2 separate regions of the Homo sapiens genome follow, and region 1 is linked to region 2. Evidence: chromatin loops called from intact Hi-C (ENCODE). Cell type or tissue: mammary epithelial cell. All regions are shown on one strand.

Region 1 (8,000 bases), 110 kb after region 2:
AATTTTGTATACCCTAAAGATGCCTCAGCCTTTCTCTACTTGTTAATATGGAGTCAAGCTCTCTACAAATGTCACATTTTTCTCAAGGACCTAATTCAGAAGTGTGAGATTGGTGGCTCCAAAGAGATATTATTAGAATATAATTTATGCAGGCATAAGTTTCAGGAAATCTCTCTGGTACCTTTCTTTTAAAATTGTTCAATGTAATATTTTATTATAGTTGTTCCTTTAGTCATCCTTTCTGGTTAATTTTGTCCTCTATGTTTTCTGACACATTCCTCTTCATTGACCCAGATAACTCAAGCTAGAAGGAAAAAGGGAGATAAATGGAGCTAGGAAACAGGTGCAAGGGGTGAAAAGGAGCAGAGAGTGAACCCTACCTGTTTAATGTTGGATGGACCTAATAGAAGTTTGGGAAAGGATCAGGAGAGCTAGGCCCACCAGCCTTAGGCAACTCTCTGAGCATCTGTTCATTCAAGTATCCATGCTTGTATTTATTCTGTATAGATGCATTTAGTACCTACTAAATTCCAGAAACTAAGTTTGGAGATATAAGCGTGAAGTTGACATGTTCCTGCCCTGAAAGACTTTCACTTAGGTGGCAGAGACAGATGTGGAGATAAATAGCACTCAATGTCCTAAGTTCATCAAATATCAACTCACTGCCATGGAATCACAGAGGAAAGAACAGGTCAGTCTCCTTGGTAGAGTCAGGTGAGCTCACAGACTAATGATGGTAATTAAAATGGAAAGGCAAGGGACAATAAGATTGTCCCCAAGGACTCTAAGGGTTTTTTGTTTTCTTAGACAAGTCTTTTGCTATATTCAATGACCATAAGGCGTACTTATATGTATTAATAACTTTGTAAATTAATATATTCTTAACTCAGGCCTCAAATATTTTAACATGCACAATTATTATCTGTTCATATTAAATTTATTGTAATATTTGTATGGATTAAATACCTGAATTGGAATACAAGATGTTTTTCTATGAAAGCCACCCTAAATATCTTCAGCATTTAAGAACACATGTTCATCCCTCTGTTCTTTATGGGTTTTTTCTTTCTTTCTTTCTTTTTTTTTTTTTTGTTTTTGAGACAGGGTCTTGCTCTGTCACCCAAGCTGGAGTACAGTGACGTGACCATGGCTCACTGAAGCCTCAACCTCCTGGCTCAAGCAGTTCTCCATCTCAGCCTCCTGAGTAGATGAGACTACAGGCACATGCCATCACACCTGGCTAATTTTTTTTTATTTCTAGTAGAGACCAGGTCAGGCTGGTCTCAAACTCCTGAGCTCAAGCGATCCTCTCGCAATGACCTCCCAAAGTGCTGGGATTACAGGCATGAGCCACTGTGCCCAGCCTTTTCTTATATCTTTTATCCTCTCTCTCTCTTTGTTATTCACACAGGAGGCACTATGAAAAAGTAGTTCAGAGTGTAGGTTGTAGGCTCAAATCCTCGCTACTATTAATAGTTGCATGACCTTGAGTAAAAAGCTTTACCCCTCTGTCTGTTAGTTTTTTCATCTGTAAAATTGAGATAATTATAATATCCACTTCAAAAGTGCAAAGTTAGAGGAAGCACAAGCTGGAAGACTACCCTCACTCTGATACCAGTTACAGGTTTGGGAGCCTTAAGATCACCCTTGTTTGATAATTTGCTAGGAAGATTGACAGAACTCATTGAAAGTTGTTATACTCATAGTTACTGTTTATTGCTCTGAAAGGCTGCAGATCAAAATCAGCTAAAGGAAGAGGTGCATGGAGCAAAGTTCAGGAAATTTCCAAATGTGGAGCTTCCAGTTGTCCTCTTCTCATGGACAGTGTTTCTTTCCTCGTATTGATGTGTGACAGTACCACACAAAGTACTGCTAACCAGGGAAGCTCACCTGAGCTTTGGTGTCCAGAATCTTTTCTGGTCTTCCACATGGCTGACCTAAGTATCCAGCCCCTTCAGAGGTTAAGCCCATGCCCATGTGACTCAAATCCTGCACCATAAATCACATCCTTATACTTTCCCTTATGGCCCAAAGCTGTCAGGTAAATAAAGATACTTTGATCAGGCAGGACATTCCAAGGGCTTAAGCAATTGCCTCCCAAGGACTGAGGGCGAAGACCATACCTCCTTTTGGGTAAGGTTTAAATTTTTTACTACACAACAAAGTTACTTAAGAATTAAATTTCAAAAAAGAATTAAACAAGATAAATGTAAATTAACTTTAAAAAAAGAATTAAATAAGATATACAATGTGATTAGAATATTGCCAATTATGAAATAAATATGTTATATATATATATAGCTATTATTATTAAACATCCTTTTGATTACTTAATATATACCTAATATCATAATAGCTACTGTGGGACATTTTTAAAAAATGAACAAGATGTAGTTTGTAGATCTTATAAGAGATATACAAGAGTTCAAATAAAGTAAATAAAAGCAGAATGAGGTGAGTACCATGATAAAGAAACAAGCAAACTGTGCTGGGACCTGGAAAGGGAAAGGTTACTTCTAGTTGGTGGGTAAGGAACTGCTTCAGGAGAAGAGCACCTGTGAGCTGGACTGTGAGAGACAGGGAGGATTTCAACATGAAGAGGGAAGGACATTCCAGAGACAGGGAAGCAAATGCCCAAAATTAGAGATGAGAAAACAAGGGCACCTTCAGGAAACAGAGAAGGGCTGCCATGGTCACCTGTAGAAGTGACAGGAGAAGGAAATGGGAAAGTTACGGAAAGACAGACAAGCCAGTTGGAGAGAGATTTTCAGCACTGTGCTAAGCACTTTATGCTTTGTGTTGTAGACCATAGGGAGCCAGTGACAATTTTGGGCTTGAAGAAAACTGTGAAAGAAAGTGTTCTATCCCTGTTATAATTCCAGTCTTTGAACACCCTCCCTTCCAATAACCCACCTTCGCTTTGCCTCGCCAATTACAGTTCAGTTCAGGTATGACCTCTGTGCACATTTCCATTATAGGACATGATATACCCCATTGGGACTGTTTCTCTCTGCTGTATACAACTGTTTTGTCATTTCTGTATACTTGCTGTCTTGTTCAGAATAAGCACCTTATGATAAAAGTGGAGGGAAAGAAGAAGGAGGGGAAAGATGGAATCTTGAAATATATCTACAAAGAATTTAAGCATAAAAAACAGATATTTAAAAATCTATATTTCTAGTTAAGGAGAAACTAGGACAGGCAGGAAGCAAGTAGTAACGCCTAAGGTAAGACAAAATCTTATAACTGCATTGCAGTCTTCTCAAGATGCCTCAAGGCTTTAAGAGTAAGAACAAGTATAATAATAATAAAAGAAGCAGAAGAAAGATAGCTTGCTCATTTAATATTTATATAGCACTTCCTAGGGGACCGATATTGCTGTTTGATTTATATAAAGCCAATTAATTATTATAATAAATTAATGATGTAGATACTCCTACTATCCCCATTTTACAGATGAAGAAATTCAGTCACAGAGAGGTTAAGCAGATGGCCCCCCAAAATCCTGATAACAATACTAGAATTGTAAAAATTAGGTCATGCCAAATTCATTTAATTGCATTTGAATAAAAGTCATTGATAGAGTTGGAGATTGACCCAGTGTTGGGTTGTAACTTTAGTTTCTTTTGTTGGTTGTAATAAAGGGTAATTTTCTTTTCATCTGAGGCCATTTGCTCCCATGTCGGGACTCTAATGCATGAGCACCCATGAGGATGGTGATGTTTGAAGGACTACATGCTGACCTGTTCTGGCTGAACAAGTTACATTTTTTTTTTCAAGACCAGACATCTAGGAGGCTTTTTATTGACTCAGAACAAAAGCAGCCCAGTGGTTTAAGTGGTCTATGTAGTAATCACCCAGCAAGGCTCCGGCACAGAAAAAAATCTATCTGGCCTCTATTCTGCCTCTACACAGAAAGACCAGCATGAGGCTTTAGCAGGTGTGTAAGCTCTCAGAACACTGGTCTTCAAGGGTGGGGTGTGTTTTCATTCACTTTCCCCGTTGGGTGTAATGTACAAATTCCCTTTAAGCCCACCATTTCATGTAATTTAAACTGCTACTTACTGGATTTTCTCTCCTCCCTTTTCCCTTTCCTCTGTCAGAACACCTAGCTTAGGCCTTTATTTACAGGAAAGAGAAAAAAACCTCTTCTTATCCTGGAGGGGAACTAGCTAAGAAGCTTCTCTGTATCTCATTCTCCAATTTATCAAATGAATCTTAAAATAACTCTGCCCTGTGAAAAATTCCAGCCAAACTAGGTAACTTTAAATATGTTTTTTCAAAGTCCCAATGATAAATTCCATTAAAATGACCCACAAAATAATGAAACAACAGCCTTTAAAGTGAAGGGCACTGTCACATAAATGCTAAACAATAAGTGAACTATTAGCCAATGCATTTAATCACTGTAGGACACACCTAAGACCCAACAGGAATATGGGTCCTAGGAATCTGTGTGAGCAGAAAGAAGGTCTCCAGCAATTTGACGAAATTCTCAGCCAAAAAGCAATAAATACCACTTTAGGCTTGGAATGATTTGCTTTTTGCAAATATGATGAGTTAAATTTACAGGCATATTTTCTGTTTAAGTATGGTAAGTGTGAAAGAAAAATGTTATTTCTTTGCAATGATGAATAGTCCTTCATAAATATGGTCACAAATGCCTTTAGTAAGCTGTTAATAAGTGGAATTATCCAATTCTTAAGATAGAAGAGACCCTAAGTCGCATTTCACTCACTTTCCTAAGTTTGCAAATGAAGAAACAGAATTCCAAGTACAAGTTTGGAAGCCCAGGTTCACAGAAGTAATCACAGCAGAACCAGCACTGGGATTCAGGCTCAGCTGTGGAATTACAGACTGTTTCTTCAACTGAGAGAAGGTTAGAGTGCCCTCCTGTGTCCCTATGTAGAAATTCTTTAGGTCTTTACAAAATTTAAAATAGCTTTAATCTCTTCATCAATTTTCCTGCACTGGCAGGGACCAGGCATTTAGGTCCAAAGACAAACTCTGCAATCACCATGTTATTGAAAGTAAATGAACAATGCACTTGACTTGTTTAATCAATAAGGACATAGAACCAATACTATCATCCCCAGAGTATCTTTGTGTGCACTGAGGTCTGACAGACCTGGGTCTATGTCCCGGGCAGCCACATGCAATCTTTGCAACCCTGAACTAGTTGCAAAACCAGTCTGAGCCTCAGTTTCCTCATCTGTAAAATGCAGGTAATCACTGCCCTGCAGGATTGTAGCACAGGTCAAATGAGATCATGTAAGTAAAATGCCCAGCCTGGCATTAGGTACATAATAAGCACTCAATAGATTGAAGTTGTTTCAGTTATTTTCAGGCAAGAGCCCCCACCAGGGTTATAAAAAAGTTAATGTTAAAAGAGCTGAGGTAAAAACACTGGGGAGATAAACTGAATGTCTTCAGGTTCCTTTTTTATTTTTTTGAGACGGAGTCTGGCTCTGTCGCCCATGCTGGAGTGCAGTGGCGCGATCTCGGCTCACTGCAAGCTCCGCCTCCCGGGTTCATGCCGTTCTCCAGCTTCAGCCGCCCGAGTAGCTGGGACTGCAGGCACCCACCACCACGCCCGGCTAATTTCTTTTTGTATTTTTGTAGAGACGGGGTTTCACCGTGTTAGCCAGGATGGTCTCGATCTCCTGACCTTGTGATCCGCCCGCCTCGGCCTCCCAAAGTGCTGGGATTACAGGCGTGAGCCACCGCCCGGCCAGGATGCTTTTAGTTATTAGGTGAAAAGGTTTCCATGAGTTCCAGGGGCAGAGGAAAGGGGGAGAGAATTTTTAAAGAGATATGTACTGAATATGTGATTCCTGAAAAATGAATTTCTTCTTCAGATGGGGAAATTTAAATGAACCTAAGCCACATGGCTTGACCACAGATAGAAGCTCTCTCTCAAAGGTAACACCTGGCAGTAAGGGTCCAGCAATATTTTTTTAAAAGCCTCTATATGAAAGAAAATATTTGAAAACCAGATTCTATTTATGTCATTGACCCAGTTTTAGAAGTCTTTATTTATTGAGAGGGTAACCAAATTAAAATCAATTAACAACAGAGGTGAAAAACAATAGCTGGATGAATTCATCCTTTGATGTTAACTTCCTTCAACTCTTCATGAAACGAGCTATCTCAGCTAAAGTGTTCAGCAAAATTGCAGTAAATCAAGTCCTTTTGCCAGGTGAACTTTCAAAGGTTCCCTCCCCCTCTGACCTTAGGTAATTTTCAGTTATCCTTTCCCTACGTGTGGAAGGGAGATATCATTATTTATGATACAAGGAGACTTGACCTTTAAATGTCAGTGGAAGTGTAGAGTCTGGCCATTCTGTCTGTATCTTCCACCAGCTTATAGGAGAATTAAGGGAAATAGTTCAATAACGTGCAAATGGGAAAGAGGGAGGGGTAGAAGGAACACATCATCTATGCCACCATTTTTTGTTATATAACCAGGGAAAAGCAAAGGGAGAATTGGGCTGGCCTCTGTTATCTAAATACTTATTCTAGATAAGACAATCACCAGGAGGTTTATATAGATTATTGTACTGCAAAAGCTCATAAAAGGCTGCTCAGAGTTTGTGAGGCTTACCCCTGAGCCCCAGGGGCTTGCTTACCCTTTCCAGTAATCTGTTACCTTTAAATAAGGCAAATGCAGCACAAGGCTGAGGCATTTATTATTTATAGAAAGTTCCTCATCAGACTCATCTGTGGCTACGGAGGAGCAGAGTCGGAACCTCTGAGCCTCCGCAGTGACGACCTGCTGCATTCTACACTAGTGCAGTGCTATTCTGAGCAACGTGAAGCTTAAGCTAGACTCTTTGTGGTTGTACATTTTTAGTCAACTAATGAAAAGATTTCCCTGCCTCATCCTTGCAAGTCACCTATTTGTGTGGATTATCTGAACACTACATTTTCTGGCTATTGTAGTTACTTCAATAGTATCTGTGAAATGCTGTATTCCTGGTGTTCATCTCATTTTCTACTTCATGCTTTTGTGACTTTATACATCATTCTCCTTCGAATGCCCCCAGATCGATATATCTTGCTTCTCGATGTTTATGTTGCTAGCGCTTTGGGTAGGGTTTTAATTCCAGTATACCAAGAAAAACATTTGTTCATAAAGGGGTCTTTTTTAAGATGTTCATCTCAATCAGAGAGAAAGCTTTCTCTTGTACTTTCCCACCTCCTTCACCCCTTTGTGTGGTATTATCCCACTCCCCAGCTAGGTCTACACCTGCTTGGGGACTGTGATCCAGGCACCAGGTGAGATGAAGCCAGGAGGCAAGGTCCACAGAGCAGAGCCCCTTGAGGGATGGGGCATCAAAATGGCTAGACTGAGACACGTGTGCTTCAGACAGCTTAATAATAGGCTACCCCTTCAAGCTGTCGCTTTAAAAATATTTACACCTCATTTGGTAAAAGTTGTAGAAGTGAAAGTATACTGCAGCTTTGAAAATTTTCTATTAGGTTTGCCTCCTTTCCTGAGTCTTTCTTCTGAGCCCTGCAGCCCCCTCTGATCCCTCTCCTTTTCCCCTTTGATTCTCACCCTCCTCAGCCTTCACTCCCAGCTTCTCAACCTCTCTCTGTTTCCTCAGCAGATCCACTGAGGTCTTTCCAAGAGTCTATCTCTAAATTGGCATACCCCTACCCACTGCTTAATACTGCTTCAAGTATGTCAAAAGCTATTAATGCCAGAGATGAATATTGCAGTTGGTGCTCAGCAAACAGAAGATACTCCAGCTACCAGTATTCACTGTGCTTAGAGGAGAGTGGTGATTAAAAATGACTTTTTCTCTTATCGCATGTTCATTTTCAAGATAAAGAGTTTACTATGTGCATTGAAGAGAGCTTTTTTTTTTTTTAACATCTTGCCCATTTCATAAGGAGTCACTGGTGAAAACCTGCAGCAACTGGCACCAAATTTGCAGTTTTTCCAAGCAATATCTTAACATCCTTTGTAGACTAGTCCCTTTAGTCACTGCTCT
Region 2 (8,000 bases):
AAATGGATGTGGGGAGCTTTGCAAGCAGCTTGCTTTGACAGCACTGACTGGATGGAGAATAAATGGAGGAAATGTGAAGATAAGAAACAGTTTGGAGAAAAAAGGAGTAGCAATCAATACAGTTAACAGCAGTTATTGAATGAGCTCTGTACACTCAGCACCTGCCATGTGCTGTGGTCAGTGCAGCCAGCTCTGACATGGAGCTGGTTTCAAGGAGCTCAGGATAGCTCAGAGATGAAATATCATCACTAAATCAAGGAGGTTGAACATCCCAAGTCTGAAAACCTGAAATTCAAAATGCTCCAAAATCTGAAACTTTTTTAGCGCACACATGATGCTCAAAAGAAATGTTCAATGGATCATTTCAGATTTCAGATTTTCAGATTTAAGATGTTCAACTGGCATAATGTAAATAGTCCAAAATCCAAAACATCTGAGCCTGAAACATTTCTGATACCAAGCATTTCAGATAAGGGTTACTCAACCTGTAGTACAAAGATTCCTGTTCTAAATTGAAAATTTTGATTCTAGTTCAAAAACAAAGCCTAAATGACTTATTTTAGGATTTGTCAAGTATTTAAGGGACATATAACAGCAGTTTCATGATTCAATAAGATCCCTTTCAGCAGTTATCATGCTAATTATTTTATCAAGCTCCTATACATAATTTAATTATGCATTTGTTTCTTTTCTGTGGCTCCTGATTTTCATATTTGTTTGTGTGTACATGTTTGTTCTTCTCCTTAAGTATATTTTTAGTGCAAAAAATCTATTTAAAAATTATATTTAAAAATATGAATTTTTAGATTTTTTTTTTTTGAGGCAGTGTCTCACTTTGCTGCCCAGGCCGGAGTGCAGTGACATAATCTTGGCTCACTGCAGCCTTGACCTCCCCAGGCTCAGGTGATCCTCCCACCTCAGCCTCCCAAGGAACTGGGACCACAGGCATGTGCCACCATACCCAGCTAACTTTTTTTTTTTTTTGTATTTTTAGTAAAGACAGGGTTTCACCATGTTTCCCAGGCTGGTCTTGAACTCCTGGGCTCAAGAAATCCACCAGCCTTGGCCTCCCAAAGTGCTGGAATTACAGGCATGAGCCACCAAATCCAGCCCTTAAGTAGATTATAAGTAGGAAAGGCTAAGACTGTTTCTTTTACTACTTTTGTGAGACTGTATATAGCAAAGTCATTAACAGTGTGATATTTGGAGGGAAATTGCTGTTTTCAAGACCTGGATCTCCACTACTTACTGGCTATGAGACCTAAGGGCTGGGATTAGAGTGAAGCAAGGAAGGCCATTAACCTTGGAAGCAAAATTTAAAGGAGCACAAAAAGTTAGTGATCAAGATAAATATTTTAATACAACATTTTTAAAAATCAGAAGTTAGGGAAAATCCATGGTGAACAAAACATCAAATTTGTAAATAAAGGCAGACTGTTGCTTGTGTGTTTTTCAGACCTTGCTACATTTATATTGTTTAAGGAACAGTATTTTCCAATCAACTTGTTGTTCATGGCCATTGTGTCCCCCAAGGGCCAACCCTTACGGGTTGACATTGGCAAGAGAGCAGATTGAGCTATTCATGGCTTTATAACTGTCTTAATCTATTTTGTGCTGCTACATGTAACAGAATATCTGAAACTAAGAAATTTATAAACAGAACATTTATTCTCTCAAGTTCTGGAGGCTGGGAAGTCCAAAATCAAGGTGCCAGCAAGTTAGAGCCTGGTCTCTGTGCTTCCAAGATGGCACCTTGAATGCTATGTTCTCCAGAGAGGACAAAAATCTTTGTCCTCACATGGCAGAAGAGCAGAAGAGAGAGAACTCACTACTACAAGCACTTTGTAGAGTGGCATTAATCTATTTATGAGGGCAGAGCCCTTTGGATCTCCCATTAGGCTTCACCTCCCAACACTATGCCATTGGGGATTAAGTTTCAATATGAGTTTTGGAAGGGACAAAAACATTCAAACCATAGCAATGAATCTCCATAATTCCTCAGTTTAGCCAGGCACATAGTGAATACTCATGAGATAGCAGGTTGATCATAGGCTGGACTAGATAATAATAAGCTTGTATTATTGAACATCTATTAAGTGTCAGGACTAGAGTAAGTATATCATATATGTTACCTCATTAAATCTATATTTCCCATTAAAATGTGGGAGTCTACCAAGGTGTGAATCCATAAAGTTTTAGAAATACTTATTAATATTTTTTAAAGTGGACAATTTTTTTCTTTGAAGAACAGGAAAAGAAAAAACTGGTAGAAATAAGGCTGTCACATACAGGTTCTTGCCTCTATCTGTCTGTTTCCTGAAGACTAGGTTAGCTAAGAGCATTATTATCAAGTAGGAGTTGAGGTGTGCTCTAAACACCTATCATCAAAAGTGGGCCAATATGTCATACAAAGGCCCCTTTCAATCAACAAATTGCCCTCACCCCTGTAATCTACAACTCACATGAAAGGTTCTAGCTTTCTAAAATTTCTATTAAATTTCTCACTGTAGATACTTCAGAAAGGTTTTTTATTTATTATTATTTTATAGTTTGGTTCTTATTAGTACAAATTGTATCTGAGACTTATTTGTCCCCGGTTCTGGGCCTCCTTGCTTTTTGATGCTGTGACTTAAATAACTCTTACTTTGTGTGATCTTTGATCAAATTTTTAACCTCAATTTATTCTACATAGTTGTAAGAAGTAAATAAGACTTGAAAGGACTTTGCAGAATTCTTAGAATATAGTAGGTGCTAAATAAATTTAAACTATGACTAATAAGATTATGAAAGTTTAATAATGGTCATAACATAATACTAGTATTATTTCTCCCTCTCCCAGTCCTAGGCATTTCGTTGTTTGCCTGTGCTAATTTTTTCACCTCTCCTCCCATTTGCTCTGTGAAGGCAGCCACTCATATGTAAGTTCTTGCTACTGCCCCCTTTATAACTGAAGACTCTAGAATGTCTTAGGATCTCCTTATATTGTAGGTTACGGGGCATTCTTTGCAACTGAATCCCATCTTTCCTAATGAAGGAACAAACCCTTCTTTCTGCAAAAGTCAACTGCCCAGGGGAAAAAAGCAACCTTTGGATAAGTTGGAAGGTTTTGTATTTTTTCTCTATCAACTAAACCACCTAGTCACAATCTGCTATATAATAAAGAAAAAAGCAGTTTTTCTCACCAGTCTCCAACTTCAGCATGTAACTGCTCTTTTTCCCACAACAAAGTGACAGTTGATGGAACTGTTCCAAATGGCATTCATATACTAAATGACCAAGGAGCATTTTCAACTCTAAAATCCTGACACACAAAAAAGCAAGAGGCTGCCAAACGTACCTGTGCCAAAAGATCTGCAGGGGGTACCTGCCTTCTTAATTATTGACCTCCAGACTTGCCAGTGCTGAGTGACATGCTCTCCACTTTCTTCTCCTGTCCCCACCCAATACTTAGAGCTCCTCTGGGGGATCCTATCTCTGTAATACAGTCTTTCTCCCTTCTTCTTTTGCTCTTCTTCCTTAGGAAAACAGCAGCACGGATTCTTGGGTCCTTCTTTCTAAGGGTATAAAGGTATGTAAATTGCTGCAGGAAAAAGAATTCAGCAGAGTATGATTATTTGCAGGCAATAACACAATACTATCTGTATGTAAGACTGACACAAATCCTAGCCAGATTCAGCTAAAGAACGGTGTCTTACATAAGAGTTTCTACTAAGTATATTCTGGAATTTTCTATTTAAACTATTTAAGAAGTCTACCTTAGTCCATCCTCTGTTTCTGCCCATACTTGAATGTGGTTTCCATTTCTTGTAGCCTGATCTGTCTCATTTTTAAAACTAGAGATTCCAATTCATAGATCTTATCATTATTTTGTAACATTTCCCCCATTGAATGCACTCCTGTTTACCCTTCTCCATTTTACTTCCCTCCATTTCCCCTGATGACTGTACACAAGGATTCATCTGTTGTTTAGAGTTAGGCCAGTAGATGTCAGCCCTGGATCTCCTGAGTACCTTAAAAGCAATTGTCCTAGCTATGGCCTTATCCCAGACAGACTGAATTAGAATCTCTAGAAGACAAGCTTGTGCATCAGAGTGTTTTAAAAGCAGCTCAACTGAGAATGTTGAGTCATACTAACAGGATATGAAGACCTAACCCATCCTCTACCCTTGTGCCCGTCAAGAATCCCCTCCTTACTGGGCCCCTAGTGAGCACTTTTATTGACATCAACCAACACTGTGACACCCCAGGGAGTTTGTCCAAAAAAATTCCAGGCACAGAGAGAATAATAGGGCTTTTCATCACAGACCGAAGAAAGGATACGGGATAGAAGAACCAAGTACCTCAAATATACTCTGATCTCCAAAATTCAGATTAACATTTTCAGGCTACTCTTCATGCATCCTCTTTGAAGCTAACACAAACACAGAAGAAAGGGAATAAGGTTAGGACCAGAACAAGGCTGTGAAATGAGGCAAGGAGCTGCCCCAGGGCACAAAATTTAAGGAGGTACTCACTGTTGGGTGTCAACATTTCACTTGCAAGACTTTGAGAATGCCACTTTACCTGATCCTAGTCCAGGCTCGGGGAGGAGCTGACAAAGAGTCATTTTCTAAAGGAATTTAGGGATAGCTGTAATCATCCAGTTTAAATGAAGATTTTATGAAATCTTCACACTGATACAGTCTTCTCATCTTAGCAGTAAGATGTCAGAACTTCTTAAATAAAAATTAAAATCTGCCATTAGTCCTGCCCATTCCAAACCCCAAATCCTGCTCCAGATATACAGTTCATAGAAGATTATGAAGGAGAAGCTCTAGTCAGAAGAACAGAATGCTTCCATTTGTTAGGAGAGGGTAACAATAGTTTTTAACTGAAAGTCAAGTGTATCATACTTTCTCTAGTAATATACTAAATGTCTTCTAATTTCAATCCTTCATTCTTCCTCTCTACTTTACAAAAAGTAAATGAATCAGTGCTTGTCGAATGCCTAGTTCAGAGCTGGCACAGTTGAGGACTCAATAACTGGTAACAATTTTTCTCACCAGGAGGATAATGGAACTCAGGAAACACTTATCTCCCAAAATCACCTCATCAGCAATTCCACATTACTTAAAGATAGAGTCAAGCTTGGTACAGACTACAGACTCCACCTCTCTCCAGTCCAAATCTTCGATGATGGGCGGAAGTTCTCTTGCCACATTAGAGTCGGTCCTAACAAAATCTTGAGGAGCTCCACCACAGTCAAGGTTTTTGGTAAGGGCTTTTGTTCTACAGACTCACTGGCATCCTCCTGTCTCCTGCCCTGCTCTTCCTTGAAGAGGAAGCACCCTATTATGCTGCAGAGCAGCCACATGTGGGTAACAGTGCTGGAGTCTGTTTCCCTGGATACTTGTCATTCTTGTTGGGCAGGGGGATGAGGGTAGGATGCTAAAGAATGATGATTCTGTTAACAGAATAAAATCATACAGAAGCCAATAATTTTCTGTATTGGTCAGTTTTCTGTTGCTTACAATGAAATACCTGAAACTGAGTAATTTGTAAAGAAAAGGAATTTATTACTTACAGTTATGGAGGCTAAGTCCAAGGTCGAGGGGACGCATCTGGTAAGAGCCTTCTTGCGGATGGGGACTCTCTGAAGAATCCCAAGGTGGCACACGGTATCACATGGCGAGGGGACAGAGTTTGCTAATGTGCTAACTCAGGTCTCTCTTCCTCTTCTTATAAGGCCACCAGTTTCCCTCCCATTATAACTCATGACTCCAGTAACCCATTAATCCATGAATGGATTAATCTTATTCATAAGGGCAGAGACCTCATGATTCAATCACCTCTGAAAGGCCCCAGCTCTCAATACTGCCACACTGGAGATTAAGTTTCAATATGAATTTTGGAGTGGACATTCAAACCATAACAGACAGAACAATTTCCTGGTGACCACTATCTTATTTACAATGTTAATATTTCTCAGAATACTGGAAATCTCTTTAATTGTAACTGCCAAAATCTAATTGTTTAGTTGTCTAATTGTCTTAGTTGCTTGCTTGAGCAAGGTGGAGTAAAGTCAGTGAGAAAAGGAAGGTGATAAATATAGCCCCAGAGAAACTGCAGAAGTTCCTCCTCCCCTGCTATCCTGCCAAGGCCCAGCTGGGGTGAGACCATCCAGGTCCAGCCCTTCCAGCAAAGGAGCCTTTAGGAAAGGCCCTCTGAACCTGCACTCTCAGGAGTGTGGAGCTGAGCTGTGAAATCCACTGTGGCCTCACTCAAAATGCAGACTATCTGCAGCGTGCCAATTTAAGGAGGAAAGGTTAAAATTCTATTTTCCCCAGTGGTACAAGGAAGTACCACTAATTAATAAACACCATTAATGAAGGGAAGCCTCTGCCTTTGGATGTTTTTTTCATTTTTTGTGACAAAGATCTGTGTTTTTTAGAAAGTCAATTTTAAAGAAGGCAAAGAGAAAAGCAGTGAGGTGGATAGACAATTAATTATTTTTGAAAATGAGATAAACAAAGAGAAAATAACTTCACAAACCTATGGACACAGGCTGCTAGATTGTTCCTCAATTCTCTAAAGGGCAGAGCAAGCAAAAAAAAATTATTTGGAATTGTATTGCCCTATTATTGGCAGTCATACAATTTAGTATTTTGAAGAAAACACAAAATTGCCTCCCCCTTCCCTCCTCTGTCCTCCCCTTCCCTCTGCATCCTCCCCCTTCTCTTTCTCTTCATCTCTCCTCAGGGATGGACTAGGCAATAATCATCCCTGATGATCAGGTTCCTTACGGAGCCTAAACAGTGTCCTGTGAAGAGTTGGAAACAAGCTGTTCATCTCTTTTGCTATCACCATTTGTTTATTTACCAGGCTGTGACTGTCTTAGTGCAAACATGAAACTGCTTCATCTGGTCTATTGTCAAACCAATGAAGGCAGCCATCCTCAATGTAGAAAGAAATATCAATTTTAATCTAGGCAAGCTGTGTCCCCTATTGATCAAGACTTTTTGCATCATAACTTGATCTAATTGCCTTGTCAACATTTATGCTGTGTCCTGTATCTCTTTGCTGCATTAAAACACCTCTATCTTGATCTTAAATGTTTTTCAGCCTTCTATATCTCATTTTTATCACCCTATTGGATTCTACAGCTCTTTGTCTCTACATTTCTCTTGTTTCTTCTTTGAAGTCCTTTCGGTGGATGCTTAAAAATATGAAACCCTGCCTGCTTGTTCAGAAAATTAGATTTTTCGTGCTTCCTGGTTTTTGCATTTAGTAAATTGGCTGGGCGGGTTGTGTTTGGGTGGAGTCTCATCCAGTCCTTAACCTATTTTGAGGTGTTACCCAAGTATATATTGTGGCCCTGACCACATATCTTATAAGAACCTACTTTACATCCCTTGGTGATTCCTCATATAGAATAAGTCTCCCCAAAACACCCATGAAAACCTTGAAATCAATACCCAAATATATATCAGATCTATTCCACATGCCCTAAACCCAGCATATTTCTTCTTCCCAAACAATGTCCATTGCTCAACTCTTCATTGTCTAACAGACCAGGGACAAGAGGGGCTACTCCAGCAATTTTGCCACTTCCTGCATCTCCTTCACTGGTCTCCTTTGGTTTTCCTTTCCTTGGCAGGGAGTCACCTGCCCATCACAGGGTTCTGTTCCACTCCTAAATTCCAAATCTGATTGTCCTCAACCTCAAAGAAAATCTGTCTCACCCTGTCACCTCTGCAATTTTTAGTAGTTGTTCTTTCTTTCAGGGCTTTTATTCTGCTGGTATTTGTTAACAGGAGGTAAGAGATACCTCTCCATCCATTAGTGTTTCAGGTTGTATCTTGGTTTTGGGTTCCCCTGAAATAAAACATCGAGATAAGGATTGCGGTTAATTTATTTGAAAGGCCATCCTGGGAAACATCAGAAAAGGAGTGAGAAAGTGAGTCAGGGAAGGGAAGGAAGATAAGAAAATGTACAAGATTATATCAGTTAGCACCATAGGT

The links. A loop is a pair of places that touch in the nucleus more often than their neighbours do. Peaks named below come from ENCODE experiments on the same cell type or tissue, not always from the same donor. Only the 100,000 strongest peaks of a DNase experiment are listed, where the experiment ranks them.
Region 1: a loop joins it to region 2, with 13 times the contacts of the local background. A loop is called at or near these places in 18 of 110 quality-filtered maps.

The regions. Positions count from the first base shown.
Region 1 is chr3:111,686,608-111,694,607 of GRCh38, forward strand. The region is part of intron 1 of PLCXD2 (phosphatidylinositol specific phospholipase C X domain containing 2); the gene reads left to right. Among named protein-coding and RNA genes, the nearest start is that of PLCXD2-AS1, 13 kb to the left of the region's middle. In mammary epithelial cell, a CTCF peak has its summit at 4,889 (motif pointing left); a DNase peak (open chromatin) is centred at 3,774.
Region 2 is chr3:111,573,982-111,581,981 of GRCh38, forward strand. CD96 (CD96 molecule) reads left to right here. Exons shown (of 14, transcript NM_005816.5): 4 at 5,046-5,253. Among named protein-coding and RNA genes, the nearest start is that of ZBED2, 17 kb to the right of the region's middle. In mammary epithelial cell, a CTCF peak has its summit at 3,986 (motif pointing right); a DNase peak (open chromatin) is centred at 4,010; H3K27ac peaks cover 888 bases.